Regions from separate parts of the Homo sapiens genome. Here region 2 is linked to region 1. The links are chromatin contacts, found by Hi-C or POLR2A ChIA-PET in ENCODE. All regions are on one chromosome and are shown on one strand. The core of a region is the stretch at or near the end of the contact, and the rest is flanking DNA. Distances in the headings are between cores, read along the strand shown.

Evidence for each region. A loop is a pair of places that touch in the nucleus more often than their neighbours do. ChIA-PET counts read pairs that join two places held with the same protein, here RNA polymerase II (POLR2A). Pooled maps may share reads with other maps.
Region 2: a loop to region 1 is called in a pooled map, with 4 times the contacts of the local background. The contact joins the promoter of TRIM2 here to the enhancer-like site in region 1. A Hi-C loop is called at or near these places in 4 of 50 pooled maps. POLR2A ChIA-PET finds 5 or more read pairs at or near these places in 3 of 52 experiments (H1, WTC11 and activated CD4-positive, alpha-beta T cell).

What each region holds. Positions count from the first base shown.
Region 1 is chr4:153,114,687-153,118,545 of GRCh38, forward strand. No RefSeq gene overlaps it. Among named protein-coding and RNA genes, the nearest start is that of TRIM2, 88 kb to the right of the region's middle. Within about 2 kb of position 1,310, at least 16 of the 41 ENCODE cell types and tissues checked have a DNase peak (open chromatin) inside an H3K27ac peak, as active enhancers do.
Region 2 is chr4:153,202,997-153,206,971 of GRCh38, forward strand. TRIM2 (tripartite motif containing 2) reads left to right here and starts at 1,447. Exons shown (of 12, transcript NM_015271.5): 1 at 1,447-1,564. The coding sequence starts at 1,535. RefSeq lists an enhancer at 2,998-3,903.

The DNA of each region.
Region 1 (3,859 bases), core at 60-2,559:
CTTTAGGTATTTCAGGGGCATCTGAAATTTAACATTTCCTAAATGTCACCCTTGATCTCCCCAACCCCCTCCCCACCACCCAACTGGTTCCCTCCATCGGTCCTCAGAAAATGGTGCCACCATCTCACTTGCAGTCATGCCCAACAGCTAGCATAGTCCTTGTGGGAGTGTCTCTGGAGATAAAGTCATAGACCGGGAAATGCTGTGCCAAAAGGCGTGTGCCACTTCTTAAAAGTATAGAGAGCTCTGATGCCCATTCACCACAATAACAAACGAGGCTTTGAAGCTCCTGACGTTATCGTCTCTGAAACTGTGAGGATTTTTTTTTAACTGGGTAGTTTGCTTTGCCTGGAACTCTTCCCTCCTCTGAGGCGTTGGTGAGTCAGCTGGGGCTCGTAGATATAAGCAATGGACACCAAGCTCTGGGTGTTACAAGTAGAAAAAATGGACTGAAAGAGTACTGGGTAGCTCACAGGGCCACTGGGAAGACTGAAAAACTGCGGGACTAAAGGGAGCCCTGAGGTCAGCCCCAACCAAAACCATACCCTAGAACCTGTGCACACCAGACTCTGGACGTCATCACTGCCTGCTGCCATCGTTGTCACTGCCTGAAAAACAGCCTCCTCCTCTCATCCCTGACTCTGCTTCACTAGGGTCGGTGCCTGTGCCCTGGCTTCCCAGGAGGGGGAAAGGCAATGGGCCATTTTGACTGCACCCTTAAGACTTATCAGGTGTCACTCTGGGTGGCTGCAGAGGTGACGGCCGCCCATGGTGCTCATCCTGAGGGTCCGCAGCTCTCATTGCTGTTCAGCAAGACAACACTGGACCTGTTGGCTGTTACAGACTCTGGGGCTTTGGGAAGGGAACGTGAATGGAGCAGGGGAGGGAGGCAGGGTGGCACAATGTTTAATTATGCCATTCCAAAGTTCTGGCCACCAGTCTGTCCTGTCTGTCTGTCCTGCTAGCAAGTTCTGCATGTGGCATGTCAGCGGCCATCTTCATGTTCCTGCTGGGCCTCTTCTTTGATGTCATAACTATGAATATGTTGCCCACATTTTGTCCCCTTTTTATAGAAAGGCTCCAAGCACTTTGCAAACATTAGTAAGTGATTAGTCATCAGTACACAGTTGTTAATAAATCAGGGACTTTCTCAGCTGGATTCCTCCTGTTTTTCTCCCTCTGCCCATCAAGATGGGAGGTGGGGTGGTAGGGGGGAGAAAGACTGGACTCCTTTTTCTTAAGCACTGCCTTACCATTTCTCTACCAACCCTGGCACTTGCAGTGGAAACTTGCCGCTTCCGTTTTTAGCCACAGAGGTAATCTACTTTCATTTTGGCGACTAGGCTGGTATTTTTTTCCACGAAGCTGGGTGATGAGCCTTGCCCTGGTTTCTGAGGTTTCATGTTCACCAGCAGTAAGCCAGGCCTCCTTTTTCCCCTGGTTTCTTTTCTTTTCTTTTTTTTTTTAAAGAAGAGGAAACCAAGGCAAGTATTTAGTGAAGGTGGCCAAGACGCTGGAGCTGCTGTTCTCAGAGCGCAGTCTGCAGGCCAGCACATTAGCAACATCTGAAGTGCACATTAAAATAACTCCATCGCCACCTCCCAAATCAGCCCACCTCCCCCACTTCCCTCCACCCCACCTCCATCCACCCCACCTCCATCCACCAAATCAGTGTCTTTGGCATTAAAACCAAAGAAATTGCAGTTTTATTAAGTTCGCAGATGACACTCTAATTTAAAAACCACTAGTTCAGAGTAGACGTAGGCATCAGAGCAGTGACATGATTTGAAGCCACAGGCCTCAGTCTATGCACCTGCAAGGTAAGTGATGAGCAAATGAATGCAATAGGCAGCACGTGGACACTTTTGGGGGTGCCTATCCATTATACAAGTTTGTTTTTGTTTTTTTGAGAAAGGGTTTCATTGTGTCACCCAGGATGGAATGCAGTGGCAGGATCTCAGCTCACTGCAACCTCCACCTCCCAGACTCAAGCAATCCTCCCACCTTAGCCTCCTGAGTAGCTGGGACCACAAGTGCATGCCACCACACCCGGCTAATTTTTGTATTTTTTATATAGACAAGGTCTCGCTATGTTGCCCAGGCTGGACTTGAACTCCTGGACTCATGTTATCTGCCTCTCTTGGCCTCCCAAAGTGCTAGGGTTACAGGCATGAGCCACCCCGCCCAGCCTCCATTTCACAAGTATTTGAATGACTGCCTACTATGTGCAAAATATATGCCAGAAAATAATCAGGAAATTTTCCATCTATAAATTGCATTAGATAGATAGATAGACAGATAGATAGATAGATAGATAGATAGATAGATAGATAGATAGATAGATGATAGATAGATAGATGATAGATAGATAGACAGACAGATGATAGATAAACATAAACATTAGCCCTACTGTTTTCTGTCTTCTAAGATAAGGGAGCTGAATAGATGGAGCTGAAGGGTCTTCTAGTTCCAATTTCCTACAATTTATGAAGTGGTTGGAATTAGCCCTGACCACTTCCTAGACACTCTTAAAAAAAAAAAAAAAAAGACTTCAAACACACACAAAAAAGCACTAAAAAACAAAAACAGAAACAAAACACAGATGCCCATGTTTCGACCTCCAACATTGAACACATTTTAACATTTTTCAATCAATCTAAATCTTTATAGATACAGTTGAAGTCCTCACTTTCAACCCATTTATCTCCTTCCCTTCCTTTCTATCCAGAAGTGATGATCCTGAAACTGGTATGTGCCTTTTACCAATGGTTTTATAAATTCAAAATATATACTGTTGTTCAGTGTTTTTATAAACACATATATAGTTTATATATATCCATCATGTGCCTTTTATACCTATTTTGCAGTATTTTCAAATCTATCTATATTGATACATGTACATCTACTTTGTTCATTTGTATGACATTCCAATATATGAATATCACCACGATTTATTTAACCAGTTTCCTACTGATTAGCACTTTCCATTTTCCATGTTTGCTGTTTAGATGACAAATTGCTCTCCCACGTGATGGTGCCATTTATATTCCCGCCAGAGCTCAATGAGGCTCCACATTTACCCACATCCTTGCCAATACTGTGCTTGGTTTTAGGTTTTTAACATTTTTGCCAGTTCGATAGGGATGAAATGCCATCTCATGGTTATGCTGATTTGCGTTTCCTTGATTACTAATGAGGTAGAACATATTTTTCATTTTTTCCTTTTTTTTTTTTTTTTAATTTGAGACAGGGTCTCACTCTGTCCCCCCTGGCTAAAATGCAGTAGTGCTATCTAGGATCACTGCAGCCTCGACTCCCCAAGCTCATGTGATCCTCCTGTCAGAGGCGTTTGAACCAGAGCAACTCTGTCTTGAATAGGAACTGGGTAAAATGAGGCTGAGACCTACTGGGCTGCATTCCCAGAGGGTTAAGGCATATCTAGTCACAGAATGAGATGGGAGGTTGGCACAAGATACAGGTCATAAAGACCTTGCTGATAAAATTTTGCAGTAAAGAAGCCGCCTAAAACCCACCAAAACTAAGATGGCCACGAGAGTGACCTCTGGTCGTCTTCACTGCTACACATTCACCAGCGCCATGACAGTTTACAAATGCCATGGCAATGTCAGGAACTTACCCTATATGGTCTAAAAAGGGGAGGTATGAATAATCCACTCCTTGTTTAGCATATCACCAAGAAATAATCACAAAATGGGCAACCAGCAGCCCTCAGGGCTGCTCTGTCTATGGAGTAGCCATTCTTTGATTCCTTTACTTTACTAATAAACTTGCTTTCACTTTACTCTATGGACTCACCCTGAATTCTTTCTTGCGTGACATCTAGGAACCCTCACTTGGG
Region 2 (3,975 bases), core at 197-2,696, 88 kb after region 1:
CAGGAGCCTGAGGCACAAGAATCACTTGAACCTGGGAGGTGGAGGTTGCAGTGAGCCAAGATTGTGCCACTGCACTCAAGCCTGGTGACAGAGCGAGACTCCATCTCAAAAAAAAAAAAAAAAAAAAAAAAGTGGAATTTAGTTAAGTTTGGGAGACAGAAAGAAGCCACGGCTCTCCTGCCTTCTTCCAAATATACTGAACTTCTGATATGTTTGATCAAATGAAATGCTCATGGTCTGGCATGATTATAGGTGCAAGCCTGTAATCCCAGCTACTAGGGAGGCTGAGGCAGGAGGATGACCTGAGCCCAGGAGTTTGAGGCTACAGTGCACAATGATTGTGCCTGTGAATAGCCACTGCACTCCACCTTGGGTGATATAGTGAGACCCACATCTCTACACACACACACACACACACACACACACACACACACACGAAGAAGAACATAAACACATCAAATGTGAGCCATTTTGCTGACTTGGGCATACAATAAATCCATATCTCTGGGTTCTAAAGATGTACCAATCTTGCAGTGAGCTGAGATCACACTACTGCACTCCAGCCTGGTCAACACAGCAAGACTCTGTCTCAAAAAAAAAAAAAAAAATAGTAGACCAGGCGCAGTGGCACACTCCTGTAATCCCAGCACTTTGGGAGGCCAAGGCGGGCGGATCACTTGAAGCCAGGAGTTCAAGACCCACCTGGCCAACATGGCGAAACCCCGTCTCTACTAAAAATACAAAAATTCACCAGGTGTGGTGGTGCATTCCTGTAATTCCAGCTACTCAGGAGGCTGAGGCAGGAGAATCACTTGAACCCAGGAGGCTACGGTTGCAGTGAGCCAAGATTGTGCCACTGCACTCCGGCCTGGGCAACAGAGCGAGACTCCATCTCAATAAATAAATAAATAAATAAATAAATAAAATAAAGATGTGCCAATCAAACAAGTGTTTGCTCTGTAGATGAGGTGAGTGCTCCTGATCAGATAGTATATTCAATAAAATAAGCATGTCATCAAACTAACTTTCTTGGCCTTTGTTCTTTGGTTGAAAAACTCCCGTTGACCTCATGAATACCACATTTATTAACCCCGGAAGACAACAGATAGCTAATGCAACATAAATATCTGTGGCTTTAAAAATACATATTATTATGTGTGCAGTCTACAAACACTTTCCTGAAATTGGTCTTCTGTGGGCAGTGATTTAAACTTTTCAACTTGGACGCTTTTCCTACTGGGGGCTGTAAAGATGATAACTCAGCCCTTACTCTTCAGTGTTTCTCATTCCCGTCTCCCCTACTTCGGAATGAAACACAATATCTTAAGCAAACAGAGCCCAAAGAGGCTGATCATTGGCTCTCATTGTCCCCTGATACTGTAGCCCCGCCCCTTTGGCTTGTGCTGACTAGCTGTTTATATTTTAGTAAGGGCCACCCTTTAACTCGGCAGCTTGATGACTATAATGGGCCCAGTTGTCTGCGGGCTGCGGGGAGCTAAGTCCCCAGATTGGAGGAGGCTGGCTCTGGTCTTCGATGCACAGGAGTGGCCGTTATGGAACGCAGGTAAGGACGCTTCTCAATGTGGGATAATTCTTTTTCTGGGCCAGCTGGTTAATCCGGGGCTGGGAGAAACAAGTTGTGATTGGGTTGCTACTTTTTCCTGGTTTTAATTTTTTCCCTGCAGAAGAGGGAAGGAAAAGACTGGGATTTGCTGACAAAGCTCACAGTGAGCTCTGTTAATCCAGGCAGGAAGGGAGTAAGGAAGCAAAAAATCGAGGGAGAGACACAGCTGGATTTGACACCAAAGCAACATGAATGTGGCAAAGCATAAGGCCAGTTCCAGTGATGTTGTGAGACTCAAATGCTGTTTTATTTCCTAACATAGGTAGTCACAGTCAGGAGCTTAGCTGGGCCTCTCCGGGGTTTCTGTAAGCCAGCTGCTAGCCGATGTAACTCAGTCGACCCCATTTGAAAGGACCTAATATCTGCTAGTATTTTCAAAGGGCAAACTGTAGTAGTCTTGCATGTTATAAATAGGTCTATTCAGAAATGTGGGAACAGTTTAGAGCAGACAGGAGACTGTAAAGTTTTACTGCCCCATAAAAGTGCTCAAAGGGTACTATGTCCCTCTGCCGTGCGACTGTGGAATGAAGAAATAGCCCCAGGTGAATAGAGCGTTTGTCCTTGACTACCCAAGTGAGAAGTCAGCAGAGCCTGGGGACGCCATGTGAGTCGGGGGTGAAGCCTGATGTGGGCTCAGCCAGCCACACCTCGGGGTGCTTGCTGGTTTCCGGGGTGTGAATGGGTGAGGGTGGAAAACCACTCAGGCACCGGTCTTTGGTGCCTGCTTTATCTCTTGGCTGGCCCATTCGGTGCTCAGTGAGGCACCTGTCGTAGCTCACGGGGTGCGCAAAGGGCAAGGAAAGGGTTGTGCTGTCATTGCGACCTGTAAGGTGGGGAGGGGGCTACAACATCTCGAGTCCTGGGAGTTGCTTTAGAAAGTCCTCCTCCTCCTGCTGAAAAAAAGAATCACCTACGGCAGCTTTGATCAGATAAGTTTCTGGTGAGCCCCGTGGTGTGGAGTCAGTGAACTTGCGGTTTGTGTTTGTTATCGACAGGAGCCTGATAAAATGAAAAGGTGAGGTTTAATTTTTACATAAAGCTAGAGGTGAACCATGGGACTTTAATACATTTAATGCTTTGAAAGTCTCCCCACCTCTCCAAATTCCCTCAACTTGTATCTATTATCTAGGTACACCTTGTTTAAAGCCACCATGCTGTTTGCGGATCCTGGAGGTATTAAGTCAGAATACAAAGGGTGTTTTTCAAATGAATTTGACGCCAAGCAACATGAATGCTTGAACCCATTGTATGAAAACAGGCAGTCTCTAAGTGAGGCCAGGTTCTCCTGGTGCGGTCCTAGAGCCCTGGAGAGGGATGAGTCACCCCACGAGGAGGTCCTGACAAGGAATGGAAATTCTGACTCTGCCAGTGAACTTTTGACTCTCCCAGGTGGGGTGGAGGCTCCAAAGGGAAAGGACAGGTGTGCATCATTCACCCTCCAGGCCCACCGCAGGCCTCACAAATCCCATTTGGTCAGGTCAATGCATTCTCACCTTCCCACCTAAGTAGGTGTCCCACAGTTTAACTCAATTCTGACACTAACTGCAGTGAGTGCAGACCCTGAGGTTTAAGGGCTCAGTCCTACCAGGCTGCCCCGACCTCAGAGGCCAGTTGCAGGCTGAAGGTTGTCACTTGTGCTTCTGACTAGCTGGCTATCCATGAGAAGTTCTCACGATCCTTCCTCAGGTAGATTACAAGCTGTGTAACTTTGTCTAACTTTGTGCTGTAAGTCAGAGATTGACTTCTTGGGGTCACTGTTTTGTTAGCATAGCTCACGGAACTCAGGGAGACACTTAATTCCATTTACCAGTTTATTATAAAGGGTATTACAAAGGATACAGTTGAATGAATACATACAGCCAGGTGAAGAGATGGCTAGGGAGGGTCTTGGAGCTTTCATGTCCTCTCCGGGCGCCACTCTCCCAGCGTCTCCATGTGTTCAGCTATCCAGAAGCCCTCCAGACCCGCTCCTTTGGGTTTTTATGGAGGCCTCATTACAAAGGCATGATTGATCAAACCATTGGCCATCGGTGATTGAGTCAACCTCCTGCCCCTCTTTGCTCCCTGGAAACAGGGTCAGGGGGTGTGTATGGGTGGAGTAGGGAGAAAGGGGCTGAAAGTTCCAACTCTCTAATCACTTGCTTGGTTCCCCTGGCAACCAGCCCCCTCCAGAGGCAATCTGGGAGCCCTCAGTCGTCAATCATCTCATTAGCATACAAAAAGGCTCTTTATCACTTTGTACATTCCAAGGGGTTTTCTTTCTTTCTTTTTTAAATTTGAGACAGGGTCTTGCTCCGTCACCCAGGCTGGAGTGCAGTGGCATGATCATGGCTCACTGCAGCCTTGACCCC